Linked DNA regions of Homo sapiens: region 1 is linked to region 2. A link is an interaction called in ENCODE POLR2A ChIA-PET data of the cell type or tissue named here. Cell type or tissue: GM12878. All regions are shown on one strand. Each heading gives the region's core, and the rest is flanking DNA. Links, peaks and the distances in the headings are about the cores only. Region 1 overlaps EPS8 (EGFR pathway substrate 8, signaling adaptor). Region 2 overlaps EPS8 (EGFR pathway substrate 8, signaling adaptor).

The links. ChIA-PET counts read pairs that join two places held together with the same protein. Peaks named below come from ENCODE experiments on the same cell type or tissue, not always from the same donor. Only the 100,000 strongest peaks of a DNase experiment are listed, where the experiment ranks them.
Region 1: POLR2A ChIA-PET joins it to region 2 with 10 read pairs; 4 of 35 experiments call an interaction of 5 or more read pairs at or near these places.

Annotation. Positions count from the first base shown.
Region 1 is chr12:15,765,147-15,773,489 of GRCh38, forward strand. The region is part of intron 1 of EPS8 (EGFR pathway substrate 8, signaling adaptor); the gene reads right to left. Among named protein-coding and RNA genes, the nearest start is that of EPS8, 20 kb to the right of the region's middle. In GM12878, for the core only: a CTCF peak has its summit at 7,448 (motif pointing right); DNase peaks (open chromatin) are centred at 6,345 and 6,935.
Region 2 is chr12:15,697,251-15,705,593 of GRCh38, forward strand. All of the region lies in intron 1 of EPS8 (EGFR pathway substrate 8, signaling adaptor), which reads right to left. Among named protein-coding and RNA genes, the nearest start is that of EPS8, 88 kb to the right of the region's middle. In GM12878, for the core only: no CTCF peak of the experiment used is centred there; DNase peaks (open chromatin) are centred at 3,471 and 4,129.

The sequences.
Region 1 (8,343 bases), core at 239-8,238, 68 kb after region 2:
GCAAATCAAAACTCACACCAGGCAGACTTTAACAAAAGAACCTGAAAAAAGTACCTAAATGAAACAAAATAAGCCTTTATCCCAAAAAGTGATGCCTAGTAGTGATTCCTTCACTTTATAAGTTATTTGAATACAATAAACTGTAGACTACAAGTAAAAGTCTCATGTATAAATACTACCAAGGGTCATGGGTGCACAATTCCATACTTGTATTTCTACCCATATCAACTGGTGACTTTTACATGCTACTCCAACAGATCTTACAGCAATCAGATGTTAAAGAGTTTGAAAAATAGTCCCTTGCTGAGGGCAAAAATAAATAAATACAGGAAAAAAACAATAACAGATGCACCCAGAAAGAGAGAAGAAAGGATCAAGAAACTGTACCCTTCAGTAGCTTTCAGTAAGAAAAAAAAATTGTTTTAATTATTAAAAGAAAATGAGATACTGAAATTATTGGGGGTAGAGAAGAACTAAATAAAAAATGGCCAACAGAAACTGGAGAGAGATTTCTTCAGAAAAGTAAACTGTAGTAAATTAGTGTTACAAAGAAGTGATTTTCAAAATGTCTGCAGGGAGTTAAAGGAATTACAAAAGTCTTGTAAAAGGCAACAGTATTTTGGTTTTTGACACATATCTACTTTTGGAGAAAAGTGGTTTTTTTTTTTTGGTTTTTTTTTTTTTTGAGACGGAGTCTTGCTCTGTCGCCCAGGCTGGAGTACAGTGGCGCAATCTCGGCTCACTGCAACCTCTGCCTCCCAGGTTCAAGCGATTCTCCTGCCTCAGCCTCCTGAGTAGCTGGGATTACAGGCGCGTGCCACCATACCCAGCTAATGTTTTTGTATTTTTAGTAGAGACAGGGTTTCACCATGTTGGTCAGGCTGGTCTCAAACTCCTGACCTGATGATCCGCCTGCCTCGGCCTCCCAAAGTGCTGGGATTATAGGCGTGAGCCACCTGCAACCGGCCTAAAAGTTTTAACAGAGAAAAAAAATACTCTTCAGCAGTTTGTTTTAGTGTTTAAAAAAAGAAAGAAAGAAAGGAAGTTTTGGCCTGGCGCAGTGGCTCACACCTGTAATCCCAGCACTCTGGGAGGTCGAGGCGGGTGGATCACCTGAGGTCAGGAGTTTCAGACCATCCTGGCCAACATGGTGAAACCCCGTCTCTACTAAAAAATACAAAAAAATACAAATAAAAAATAGCTGGGCCTGGTGGTGGGCACCTGTAGTCCCAGCTACTTGGGAGGCTAAGGCAGGAGAATCACTTGAACCCAGGAGGCGAAGGTTGCAGTGAGCCGAGCCGAGATTGCGCCACTGCACTCCAGCCTGGTGACAGAGCGAGACTCCATCTCAAAAAAAAAAAAAAATACAAAATATTAGCTGGACATTGGGAGCTAATGTGGGGCTCCTGTAATCCCAGCTACTTGGGAGGCTGAGGCAGGAGAATTGCCTGAACCCAGGAGGCAGAGGTTGCAGTGAGCAGAGATCGTGCCATTGCACTCCAGCCTGGGCAACAAGAGTGAAACTCTGTCTCCAAAAAAAAAAAAAAGGAAAGTTTTAAGAAAAAAAGAATATAATAATGACCATGAAACCCTTATCCGAGTTAAAGCTAAATGAAATTGATTTTCATCCAGGCTTAAGCATATAAAGTAAGACTCTATGGGGTCATTCAAACATATGTCTAACTCGATTCTTTGAAATAAGCCAAAATCACTCAGTCATTACTACCAAAAGGAATTAGTCTAAATTCTATAAGTATCCATAACTACATTTGCTCTATCTTTAAACAGCAGGTCTCACATTTTAAGATTCTCAGATTTATGCTTTTCACAAATTCCACAAGCCAGTCAAATAGCCATCTCTGATGTTTAAATATATATATATGATGACAATGATGATGGTGGTGGTGAGAATGATGATGGAGACAAATAATGACAGCAACTAACAATGTGTGTGGGCCTGGCAAATAGCACCTAAGAACAAGAGATTGCATGACTACTTCTAATATTCTACTCAAAAAATAACTGTATGGTGAAGGAAATCTAAATAATATTGTTCAAAATATATCAATGTTAATAAGAAGTTTACAAATTGGAAGGTAAATTAAATATGGACAGAACAACAGAGTTCATCCCTACCATTTTCACAAATTATTTCTACAGAAGCAGACTAGTTCTACTAAGGTCTAGTAACTACTGTTCACCAGTGGAATTTTATGCAGAAAAATGTTTCTGCTATGAAATGTTTTATCTTGACGCTTTCTATTCTAAAGCCACAACAGGTTGCACACAGAAAAAAGCCGTTAAATGACACAGTGGCATAAAATGAAACCCTCCTCTAGGAACACCCTACTGAATGGAACACAGGAAGTTGACAGTATCAGGTCAGTCTTAGGCCATAAAGAAGTACTTTATTATCCTCATTGTTACTCTATTTTCCAAAACAGTGAACTAAATGCCCTATTTTTCCAATACATTAAAAAAGGCTTATATTCACCCACCTCTCTCAACACTAAATATTTGTTTCAAACTGAGATATGTCTTCTTCTCTGCTAAACATGGTTGTTAGAATAAGGAAATTGAAATGGTTGGTGGCAACAGCTCTCCTTCCAGGAATACCTGTCAAAATACTCATTTGTCAGTTTTAAGCTGTCTGGAAATCTGTTTTCCCAACAGGATTTTGCAAAGCAAAAACATTTCAAGTGGAAAAATATATTACAAAGTTGTCTTTCCCCAGAGAATAAAATAGATATTTTTGGTTGTTATTTTACAAATAAAGTTTTCCATTCAATTTAGAATAATGTAAAGAAATGTTAAGTATTACCTTAGAAACTGGAATTATGCTTTTCTTCCATTGCAGTTAAGAATTAACCTAAGTAAAAACCAAAGACTTACAGAATATTAGAGTTGGAAGAAATCTGGGAGATATCCAATTTTTAAAAAAACTGTTCTGGCTTATACAGTTAACTATTGAATAATAATAAAAGGAGGGAAATGAGATTTAAGAATTTTAAGGCTGGGCACGGTGGCTCACGTTTGTAATCCCAGCACTTTGGGAGGCCAAGGCGGGTGGATCACGAGGTCAGGAGTTCAAGACCAGCCTGGCCGATATGGTGAAACCCTTTCTCTACTAAAAATACAAAAATTAGCCGGGCGTGGTGGCGGGCACCTGTAATCCCAGCTACTCGAGAGGCTGAGGCAGGAGAGTCACTTGAAACCAAGAGGCAGAGGTTGCAGTGAGCTGAGATTACGCCACTGCACTCTAGCCTGCAAGAGACTCCATCTCAAAAAAAAAAAAAAAAAAAAAAAAAAGAATTTTAAGAGCAGAGGTAGTGAGATAAGTTCCCCAACAAATTACCCTAAGTTGGGTGTGTAGTATTTACTAAATATTAATTAATAAGAACATCACTTGAGGAGTTGGGTTCTTGATACATTAAGTCACGGAATTTTCAGAAGCCAGTTTTTTTGAAGGGAGAAAATAGGAGCTTTTTCAATATTACTCTCAAGCAAAATAATCTCCCTCCAACATAGTAGTGATTCGGCAATCCACACAAATCTACACAGGGAAAAACTTTTTTTCCTATCCCAAATAGGTGGATGGCTAACATTAAACAATATTGACATATATGAAGTCATCTTAAGATTAATATCAAGGAAAACATGATACAATACTAAGAAAAGACAAAAGCAGAGGTCTGGCACTCTGCAGATTCTCCAGGTTTACACACCTTTTGATTCAAAAAGAACCAAAACCATTTCTTATATATTATTTTAATCAGACTATACTTTCAACATTTTACAGATGAAATTATAATCACCTGAGCTTTTAAAAAATAAAAATTAGGCACAAATACACTTATTCATAATTGCGCTGGCAAACAGTTCTTATCAGATATTTAAATCTTTGTGAACAGACAGCCCCCTTCTTTTCCCATATGCCCCCAAGTCAAGCCTCATCTCTCTCCCTGTCACCCATAAAATCTCACTTTATGTTCCATTAACCAGGATCACATGAACTAACCTGAAAGAAAAAAACAGGAGTTCTCTGTCTATAGAATAATGTTGGCAAAATAAATTGACATATGCTTAACAAAAAGCACACAAAAAATAAGAGATACAATCAGGCAAATATTATATGTCATTCTTTCATTATTAACATAAAATTGTAACTCTACTTTTGCCAATTTTATCAAGACTCTCAAAATAAATGCCACACTTGATATATACATACAACAAGAATAAGAAAAAATAAATGAAAAATGCATTTTCAAGGATATATTAAAGAAAATCACTCAGAGTTTTATGAAAAATAAGCAAACTAGCATTACAGTTATTACTCAACTTTGGAAAAATTACACAAATATAAGACGCTCTTGTTGGCAAATATTAAGAAAAAACATTTTCACAGAAATATCTTGAGTATATCTGGAAAGCAAAACATTTAAGATGTTAAGATATAAGATGTATTTATGATTTAAAATAATCTCTATATAATTATTCTGCACATCACGAGAATATTCAAGACTCTATTGAATTTCTCCCCAAACAATGAACATCTCTATATAGTAACTCTATTTTCAGTCTTTTGTCTAACACTAGCATTCACGAGAATCTGATCACAGAGCAAAATAAATTGGACACAGTACAAAAATTTCCTGAACTTTCTGACCAAAGTCATGTTTTATTATTTCTCAGATGTATTCTGCAGTTATGCTGATTTTATTCTTAGCAGTTGAATAATACCCAAAATAGTTCCAGTGCCACAATTATTTGTAATTTTCATGTTTTTTTAATTAGGTTTTTTTTTTTCTTTTTTGAGACTAGGGTCTCGCTCTTTCACCCATGCTGCAGTGTAGTGGCATGATCTTGGCTCATTGCAGCCTCAAACTCCCAGGCTCAAGTAATCCTCTCATATCAGCCTCTCAAGTAGCTGGGACTACAGGCACATGCCACCATGGCTAATTTCTGTATTTTTTGTAGAGATAGGGTTTTGTCATGTTGCCCACATTGGTCTCAAACTCCTGGACTCAAGTGATCCACCCACCCATGACTTAAGGATCACTTGAGCCTAGGAGCTCGAGGCTGCAGTGAGCTATGATCACACCACTGCACTCCAGCCTGCATGACAGAGCGAGACCCTGTCTCAAAAAAAAAAAAAAAAGAAGAAGAAGGGAAAGGGAAAAAGAAAGGAAGGGAAAAAATAACATTATTCATACTATTAAAAATATTTATAATTACAGTAGGATTTGGTAAAAACAATGTGCTAAAGCGTGTTTTTGTAGGCCCTTTTGGGTTTAGTTCATGAAATATCAAAAAGCTCTCACTGTCTTACTCATAATACAAAAATCTTGAAAATTGTGCTCTAATGAGGGGAAAGGATAGAAAAGAGTCAGACTGAAAAAATATCATCTTTGTTGGCTTTTTATTCTAAGAGCTCAGTTTTTTGTGGAAAAAGTTATAATACTTTAAAACAATGGTTTACTTATTAAATCTGTGAGATGTTAAAGAGCATAATCATAGCCCACATTTAAAAGAATGGGAACCTGAAAAACAGGCATGTTTGCCAGAAGGGTTTATCCTAAATAACAGAGTACATTCTGATTGTCACCATGATTAAGCTTTTTCAGAATATTTCAATTTAGGCTCAGTAAAAACTGTGGTCAGTATTTTTTTCCTTTTCATATTGAGAGTTGGGATGTTACTGGCACAAATCTCATGATGAAAGATGCAAGAAAAAATTCATTTATTTCATCATTTAACCAATACACATTGAGCGTCTATCACACAAAAGCACCACTCCAGGCTTTAAGGCCTGTCCAAAAGTAAAAATCAGATATGGAGCCTACCTTAGAGGAGCTTGATACCTGGTATCAGGTAACACACATGTATATAAATTACAGTTCACGAAAGAAAATAAGTGCCTAGGCGATCCTGAGAAAAAAAATATTAAGTGGGAGAGGTACCAAAGAAGGTAGATTATTCTACAATGGCAGATAAAGTAGACCTTAACTGATGGATTCGATTTGTATATAGAGATAAATTAAAAAGTTATTCCAAATATAGACAAGAGGGACACTGAAGCACAGACTGGGAAAACTGAAGTATACAGATGAAAGTGTATAGTACCTCACTTTGGCTAATGAGTAATTTATAGGAAAGCGGGTAGTGAGGCTAAAATTAAAGAAAGTCACCAGGTTGTGAAAAGCCTGAAAAGGAAACCTTTGTTAGCAGTTTTTAAAGCAATGGACTGACATCATCTGAACTCAGCTTTAGCAAGACTGATCTGAAAGTAGTAATTAACATGAATTGAAGTAGGACAGAGGCAGATACAGAGACATTCAGGAGGGAATAGCTTAAGAAAATGGTCATATAGCCTTGAAACAGTGAAAAACTGAACAGAAGGGGCAAAGGCGAGGGTTAACTTTAATGTGAAAGCAGCAAAATCTGGCAATCAGTTGCATATGGCAGGTAAAGGAGAAGGGGGGTCATGGATGTGTTCTTCTAATGGGCTAGAAATTCTCCGTAGGATTGCACTGCACTCCAGCCTGGGTAACAGAACAAGACTGTCTCTTAAAAAAAAAAAGAAAAGAAAAAGAAAAGAAATTCTTCCTAGAACTGAACTATTTTTGTGGCTAACTCATTACAAAGAATTCTTTGTGGCAGTATTGAGAGCTAATTTCAATACAAAAGAAAGGGGAAGGCCGGGGGCGGTGGCTCATGCCTGTAATCACAGCACTTTGGGAGGCCGAGGTGGGTGGATCACGAGGTCAGGAGATCGAGACCATCCTGGCTAATGCGGTGAAACCCCGTCTCTACTAAAAATACAAAAAATTAGCAGGGCATAGTGGCGGGCGCCCGTAGTCTTCATTTGTACCACCCTAATGAGCATATGGGGAACCACTGAAGAGTTTTAAGCAAGGTAGTTAACATGATTAGCAGTGAGAGACGGAAGAGGAGAGTGCTCTATCAGCCATTTGCTGACTCAAAAAGATTTAATGACTGTTGACATATAGGTGGGGCAGAAAGGTGGGTAAGAAAAAGAGTCCAGGAAAAATTCAGATTTCTAAGGTTGTCATTTGGATAAAAGTCACTCCAAGTAGAGAGACAGAAAGAGATGAGGGGGCCAGAGTAAAAGCAAGAAATTAATTTTGGGAAATGTGAAGTCTGAGGGGCCTGTGTGATATTCAGCTTCAGTCATAAATAGAGTTAGAGTTCCCAAGAAAGGCATCACCTGAAGAACTGAGAGTAACTGTTCTAAACGAAACACTGAGGTTCCCTAGAAAGAGAATGAAACTTAGGCTGTAACATGAAATGAGATGAAGGCTAAGAAAATAATTCCAGAAAATCCAGAAACTTTTCAACTTGTGAGTGTTCTGAGAATACACAAAACCATGAACTGAGGCACAAAATAAATAAATAAATAAATAAAGCATTGGCTCTCACTGCTGCCAACAGATGGTGCTAGAACTTACTTGAGAGTTTCACTTAGGAAGAATTTTGGATACCTATTCCATCCCAAGTAGCAGAGCTTCTGAATCAACATCTAAGTGTAGATGGGTAACAAAGCAGAGGTAGATGTTAACCAGGAAAGAACAGCACCACCACAGGAGCCAAAGGAAGAGAATATTCTTTTTATTTAAAAGAAGGCAAAAATCATTACAAACATACATTCATTCAGCAAATAGACGGGTCTACAAAGTACCAGAAACCCTAAATGGTAAAAATTCATAGTGAACGAGACACAGTTTATGTCCTCAAAGAGTTTACAGGTAAATGCTACAGCAAAATCAAGTAAAAACTAAACATTTTCCTTTTGGTTTAGCTTTTAGAAGATGGCAGATGACCTACAGACATAAGCTCAGCATCAGACCACAGTGGGCTCGCTGATGTAGGAGAAGTGAAGAGGAAACCATAGACATTAAGCTTCTCTTCAAGAATCTTAGGTGGAAACAAGACAGAAATAAGGCAGCAGCAAAAGGATGTTAAGAGACTATGTTCCATATATGCAGAATACCTCACCAAGACACACCTGAACTCCAAGAGCTTACTATATACACACTTGGACATAGGTACATATAAGAGAGAGAAGAATCACATTTTAAACTGACTCCATAATACATTTTGCAATAGAGGCCTGAATTATTAAAATTACATTCTAATGTTATTAATTGTGATTATTAATGGTTCTTTTACTATGCTCTGGTTTAAGTCAAGTTGAAAATTAGAAGGCAATCATGAAGCCACAAAATTTCAATCATCCTCAGAAGAAGGAGGAAATGAATGGGGATACCCTGGTATTAAACATATGCACAGGACCAAATTATGTGTTAAAGGGAGATAGATACA
Region 2 (8,343 bases), core at 282-8,281:
AATAAACTGGATATCACTTACATGGCATAACTGCTGTCCCCCATTCTAAGCCAAATGGTGGTACAAAATCAGGGCATGAAGGAAAACTAAACTATTACAAACTGCCAATAGCAGTGACAGCAGGAAGAGGAAGAGGCAGAACAGCAGCAGCAGCGGCAATGGCTCACATCTAGAAAACACGGCATAGCAGGCACTGCTTTACATGTGTCATTTTCTTTTAATTGTCACAACTGCCTCATGAAGTAGGAACAATTACCATTCCCACTTTACAGATGAATAAGCTAGGTACAGAGTTTAATAACATGTTCACTGTCAAAGAGGTAATTAATAGTAGATGTGGGATAAAATTCAACCACTTTGCCACATAGAGGAAAATAATGGCTAGAGTTTTTTACCCAAAAATCACATGCTCACATGACCTCTAAAAAGAACTACATGGATTTTTTTCTTCTTTTGCCAAAAATTACAGATGATAGTCCTACATCTGTATAAAAAAGAACTGATAATCTAGCTTTACTGATAAGTAAGAAAAAAAGGGAACTGGATTCTGAAAGTTTAGGGAGTCCAAGCAGTAGATGATCAGGATTATTAGAAATAGGATCAATATAAAGGCCAAGATAGTACCAGAATAAAGACAATGGACACTAAAGTGACAAAAGAATCACCAAATTCCAAAAGAGCATGGCATCACCTTGACTTTGTTCCATGAAGTTCATGTCTATTACAGAAATTTCTCTATGGGAACATATTTCCAGTTGTATAAAAGCTATCAATAAAACTAGAATTGACACTCTTATATCCAACTTTGAGGCAACATATGTTTTACAAAGCATGGGGACATATGAATGATTATGAAAGAAATATGTATTTTAAAAGGCTTTCTGAAACTGTTTAATAAAGGAAAAATGGAAAAACTCTACAATTTTCTAAAATATTTTATAAAAAATTATGCCTGTGAATATTTTATTACTTGGCCAAATGGAGATGTTTATCTCAAATCTTCTTATAAGAAAAGACAGAATAAAACAATGTTCTAAAAGTAATTTTAAAATCTTACTAATAAATATTTTAACCAAGTAAGTTAAAACAGAAAAAATTCAGCAGCTCTAGCTTCTAACGAGAACTACTCAAGGAAAAGAACAAGCAGTGTCAACTAGACTCCCCAACCCCCGCTCTTTAAGTTAACCTCATCCACACAGTAAACAGACATCTCTCTCCTCCAGCCTCTCCATCTTGACCTCTCTTATTGCCAGCCAACTTCCTTATTTTCCTCAAATGGAGTGGAAAAATAAATCTTCATCCTCTTTAAAAAAAAAAAAAAAATTTAGCTGCTAAGAAGCCCCAGGAATAGCACGTACCGGCACATAGTAGCACATTCAAACTATTTAGCTGGGGAAAACATGATGACTTTCCCTGCCCTCCTAAGAACTGAGCTGTTCAATTCCAGATCCTAACAAAGAAATTTTTCCAGGATGCCAGTTTGAAATTTAGGAGATAGGAGATTCAGTGTTTACAAGAATGGTGTTTAATCTCAACTGCCTCTGTTGAAACCTCAGGCAAGGTCAGTTTTGCCAAGAGCCACATGACTGCTTCCCCATTATGAAGGAAATAGAATAAAACAATGTAGCATATTCTTGTAATTGTTGTATATGTCAAGAATGAAAATCAAAGATTCCAACTAATCAAGGCCCAGATGCTTCAGATTTGAAAAAATGTAAATGACCATCAATCTACTAATATAAATGGGCAAAGGACAGATGATCCACAGCATGGCTCACCACAACCTACAAATGATCCCTCCACCGATGTGACTGCCCCTGCAAACCTTACAGAAAACTGCTCCCCAAGAGGAGGAGAGCAAGCTTACCCACAAGGCAGTTTCCTAGAGTCCAAAGACCTATTCCTAAAAGAAAATAATACTTCTGTTCAGAAGAAAAATACCTTTGAGTTGCTTTTTCACAGCTATTGGAAATAATAAAAACTTACTGAGTATGTCCCAGAGCTTTTATTGTGGTATTTTGCCATAGTGAAAAGAAAATAGTATGAAGATGAGCAGCCCTAAGTGTAAATCCTGACTAACATCTCTCTGTGACCTTAGACAAGTCATTATCCTATCTCAGCTTCGGTTTACTCACCTGTAAAATGAGAATGATTGTTATGAGGATTATATGCAAAAGCACACACAGATCATTTGACATCTATATCTCTCAGTTCCTTTATTTTCCTGCAGGATCATATATTTAAGAGAAATAGAGAAGTTTTCTTTAAATACTAGTTATAAAATGAAATTCACTAAAAACCAGTTGTATTCAACCAATTACAACTCAAGAGAAATATATGACAATTAAACAATGTTACCAACTATGTAGTCACACATACAACTTTAGTGTACCATTCGAGGCTCGACCATAATTTTGGCTTACATAATTTTTCCAGTAATCCATATTCTCTCAAATACTCCTACATATAAACCCTCATTCCCACCACTGTCCTGAGCATATCTTGACTGACCCAACTTTAAGTGTCTATTCTTACCCTAAATGCCCTTTCCACTACTTTATACTTCCCATCTAGCAATTTCTCAATTCCTCAATTCCCACCCCTTTTTAAAAGTCTTCCCTTAGGCCAGGTGCGGTGGCTCACGCCTGTAATGCCAGCACTTTGGGAGGCTAAAGTGGGCAGATCATGAGGTCAGGAGTTCAAGACCAGCCTGGCCAACATGGTGAAACCCCATCTCTACTAAAAACACAAACATTAGCCGGACGTGGTGCTACACAACGTGTAGTCGTAGCTACTCTGGAGGCTGAGGCACAAGAATTGTTTGAACACAGGAGGCGGAAGTTGCAGTGAGCTGAGATCATGCCTCTGCACTGCAGCCTGGGGGACAGAATGAGACTCCATCTCAAAAACAACAACAACAAAAAAAGAAACTCTTCCCTAACCAACTCAACGTTAACAATATCTAGTCAATTGGCAATTATTTATCATGTTTAATGTTTTTTAATGTGGTTATGAAGAACCACTCTAACGTATTCTTTTCTATCTTCTAAACAATTCTGAGGTGTGGCAAACTAGTACAGTCTTTTGCAAAATAATCCCTGAACTGAAATTGTGCTATAAAGAGTTATATGTGTGGGCTAAAAGAGAAGTCATAGAATTCTAATGATTAAAGTGTATATTATCACCAATATAAATTCCTCTAAAATTTACATAACTGGTCACCTGACTCCACTCCTTTCTGAAGCAAAATTGGTGTGAAAACAGAAACTAATTTAGAAGTATAGAATTAAATTGAAAATTTAAAAAGAAATTTATTCCACAGAATTTCTACAGTCACAATTAGATAAAAGAGCCTCAATGCCAACTGAGCAGAAAAACCAATGAAGGCACTGCTCTTAGTGTAGCCATGTATCAATGATGATTTTAACATGTGAAAAGCAGAACTTTTGGTAAAAGCATGCCTATTTATATCAAGGAGGTTCAAAACTGACTCAGAGGAAAAAGTACTATGCTCTGACTCACCAAGACCACTTCCTGAAACACCCAATGTTTTTCTTGGAAGGAAGTCCATACAAGTGCCATTTCTTTCAAACACTGATTAGACAAAATTGAAGTCTATCACAAAATAGACAAAGGACATATATTTTCTAAACCCAGCCAGGTTTCAAAGTAAAGAACATTTTCATAAACATACGGTCAGGAGAAAGGAGACTTTAAAAATAGTCAAAAATTGGTAATGTAAGGTATATTATAAAGAATAAACTACTACCTACCTGTGTCCATCTTTATACCATAGTCTCTTAATGATAAACAACCTTATGACTTCAATCTGCTAAATTAACTAATATCTTTGGCTTCAAAATAGTCACTTTTTTAAAAGGTAATTCTTTTCTCTCTCTGAATCAACTGTGTCACCAATATTTAATAATAATTTACAAAAACAATAACACTTATTAAATCCATATATGTGTCAAACGTTGTTGTAAGTTCTTTGCATGCATTAATTCAATTGATAAGCATAACTCTAAAAGGCAGGTACTACTTTTATCTCTAGTTTACAGATGAGGAAACTGGGGCACAGAAGTGCCTTGCTCAGTATCACAGTTAGTACATGGTAAAGCCTCAGACACAGGCAGACCAACACAAAAGCCCAAACTCAGTTTCTATGCTATGTCTGTATGTGTGACTCATCCCCCTTTAGAATACTTGATAGTAACTTAAACACACTTAAGCATACACACACACACAATTACACATATACAGATATGTATTAACATTTCACATCTACATAATCCATGCCTGGATTCAGGTATGTCCTTCTCATCCATTAGTTTAAAATTTTTAATGTAACTAATTATATCAATAGGACTTTAGTACAAATAATACCAAGTCTTCAATCTGAAAGAACAACTACTTGGATAAGCTTTGAAACATTACACTGTCCAGATACATTTATGTCAATCTCACTTGTTTTTTAGTTTCGAAACATTGGAAATATCTCACAGACCTATAAAAACACCAAAATGATACTGCCCTGGACACGGCCCTTAGGGGAAGAAAAATAACATAACATTTCCTTCTTCAAAATAACAAGCAATTAAATGGGATCTTGCTGTTTGTTTCCTCTTGAGTAATCTAGACTAAAAAGAGTTCAAACATCTGACTCTTACAATATTTTGCTTTCAGTAGAAAGACATCCTTTTAGATGTCAAGTCAGCTAATAAGTATTCACTCATATTTATAACTGGTTCATGGAAACTAGTTTAAATATTAAATGACTACACATGTGAAAAAGAAATTCTTAAGTAGTTTGTGAGTCAGGCTAAGCACCATGAGATAAACCACATTTCTCTGCCGTGCAGATTATTAGGAGGCAGTATAAGAAGAACAAATTTATTCCAAAAGGGCAAAGTGCTTAGAGCAGCAGCCTAAGGAAACAGAATATATTCCCCCTGTTAACACCACTCTGGAGATGCTAAAGATTCAGAGGTGCTCTTGGAAGCCTGCCTGTCCAGTGTGATTTTAGGGTTGAGAGAGTATCATCCTATTTCCTTAAAATCTATCGTTTACACAGGCGACAAGGTGAATAAAATTCTAGCACTGGAAATTAATTCATTCTTTTGAGTTAAGCATTTTCATCCATAGGAAGCACTTTTAAACTACAAACACTTCTGGGAGTAATAATGTATTATGTCATTAACATTTAAGTGTGGATTATGAGATACTTTCTCCTAGGATAAGAGGACTCTGGGGTAATGTATGAATGTCTATGAGATCAGTGTCTGGAAATCTTCATAGAGCAGCAGCAAACTACTGAAGAAAAAAAATGCATGCTTAATGTTTTTACCTATCTCTAAAACATATATCCAGTATATTAAATATGAAGAAAAAAATTGCATGCCTAATATTTTTACCTATATCCAAAACACATATCCAATACAATATATAAATATGAAGAAAAAAATTGCATGCTTAATATTTTACCTATATCCAATACATATATATCCAGTATATTAATAATAGTGAAATTATGAAAGGAATTCTAGCTTATGCACGTAATGGTTATTAAAGGTAAACATTCAATAGAGTGAGCAAAACCACATAATAAGTTCATTCGAGGCTGGGCGCGGTGGCTCAGGCCTTTAATCCCAGCACTTTGGGAGGCCGAGGTGGGTGGATCACAAGGTCAGGAGATTGAGACCATCCTGGCCAACATAGTGAAACCCCATCTCCACTAAAAATACAAAAATTAGCTGGGTGCAGTGGCGTGTGCCTGTAGTCCCAGCTACTCGGGAGGCTGAGCCACAAGAATCGCTTGAACCCAAGAGGTGGAAGTTGCAGTGAGCCAAGATCACGCCACTGCACTCCAGCCTGGTGATGGAGCGAGACTCCGTCTCAAAAAATAAATAAAAATAAAAATAAATAAAGAAAAATAAGTTCATTTGGTATTTTTTGGACATTTATGCCTACAAGGTATTGTGCTTTGCATGATGACATATAATAAACATACTTTCTCTCCTCTGGGAACATTCAGTTCAGCAAGATGGATAGATATACAAACAGATAATTACAATGCATTTTAGTAAATGTTATTACTGTATGAACAATGTACTAGGAAAGTGTCTACCTATGGAAGCTGCTTGTAGGTTTCATATAGGAAGAGACAGTAACATCAGGTCTTGAAAGACAGTGAGGAGTGCACCAGTTGGTACAGGTACAGGTAATTAGAGAACATTCCAGACATATACAAAGGATATGGAAGGACATGAATTTCAGGGAATAGTGAGATATTCAGTGTGGCTGCAATACAGAATATATGAAAAGAAGATGTGATGAAGAAAAGCTTGATGCCAGATTGTGAGGGGCCTTGTAGAGCATATAAAGGAATTTGGACTTAATCTTTTAGGAGATGGTAAGGAGTAACAATCATATTACTAATGTTTAAGAAAATAACTATGCAGGCATTCTGGAAGGCAGACTAGATCAGAGAACGAAGTTGACACTTTCAGGAAGCAAAGTTGATTATTTGAGATAATTGTATCTGTCTCTTTCATTTCTATAGGAATCTTCCCACCTGTATTCTGCTCTATGTATTTGTTTTTTTTTTTTTTTTTTTTTTTGGAAAAACTTAGACTCACCTTTGTTATTCCCCTAATGTCTCCAAACTCCGTAATTATCCAAAGAGAAACCGATATATTAATTTTAAATCTGCCCACCACTTACCTCTAAGGACAGAGACCACACTTCCTAGAATTATTAGTTACACAAGAAATCCAATGAAGCTATCTTCATCCTATTTTAGAAAGTTCATTGTAAAATTCCAAAGACTGTAAGAATAGAGGGTTTTCCTGCTGGGTTTTTTTGTTCGTTCATTTAAAATATCCCTTTAATGGTGTAGTCATTGTGGAAAACAGTATGGCAGCTCCTCAAAAAAATCAAGCATAGAATTACTATATGATCCAGCAGTTCTTCTTCTGGGTGTATACCCAAAAGAACTGAAAGTAGAGACTAGATATTTGTACACCCATGCTCATATCAACATTATTCACGAGAGCCAAAAGGTAGATGCAACCCAAGTGTTGTCCATTCACAGATGAATAAGTAAAATATCATACATCTACATAAGGGAATTATTTATCCTTTAAAAGGAAACAGACATCTCTCATACATACTACAACATGGATGAACCCTGAAGCCATTACACTAAGTAAAATAAGCCAGTCACAAAAGGACAAATACTCTATGATTCTCCTTAAATGAAGAACTTGGAATAGTCAAATTCAAAGACACAGAAAGCATAATGGTGGCTGCCAGGGGCTGTGGAAGGTGGAGAATGGGTAGTTATTGTTTTGGGGCACAGAGATTCCATTCAGGAAGATGAAAAACTCCTAGAGATGGATGGTCATGATGGCTGCACAACAATGTGAATACACTTAATGACAATAAACTATACATTTAAAGATGGTTAAGTTGGTAAATTTAATATCAACTTTATCACAATAATTAGAGAAATCTGAGGAACAAATGAACTACTGAATGTCTGTGAGCCTATCAGGTAAAGCCACCTGGTCTGTAAGGCAAAGACTAGATCTTATTGTAGCTGCCTCTGTTATGGGGATGTACTAGAAGATTAACAATTTCCTTGGCATGCGTGCGCATGCACACACACACACAAAAAACTGTCCTTAAAATCCTGTGTGTATATACACACACACATACATATACATGTGTGTATATTTTTTAAAATTTGAAGTAGGTTAACATTGTATTCTACTTTAATAAAGATCAAGAAACACAATCTCTAATTTACAAAAGCAATAAACTGAACTGCATCTTGAAGGAAAAAAAAGCTCGCTGGTCTAGTTTTATACCAACTCCTATTTTCTGGTCCAGTTCTAACATTATCTGGCAGGCACTTTTGCAAATTCCATTTCTCACTGATTCTTAATTTTTACCTTAGTCAAACAGAGTAGGACTCCTTGCTTCACCCCTACACACTGATCTCAGTCTACTGAGGAGATAAAATAAGAAAATGAATACATGACATTACTTTTAAAATATTCAATGATTTGTAATAGATATATTGTTTCATGAACACATGTGAAATCACTCAAAAAATTTTCAGTGTCTATTTTTCACTTTTTAATTGAGCTTTTAAACAATCTAATATGCATATAAGTTTGGGTAAAACATTCATTCAACAAAATAACACCCACTAGTACTCCAAGGGGTTTAAAAAAAATCTGTTCAATAAGGTGATTTCAACAAATTTTAACGGCAATTGGAGAAGAAAACATTTAGATCTTGTTTTCATAATTAACTAATCCATTATTAAATCCCATA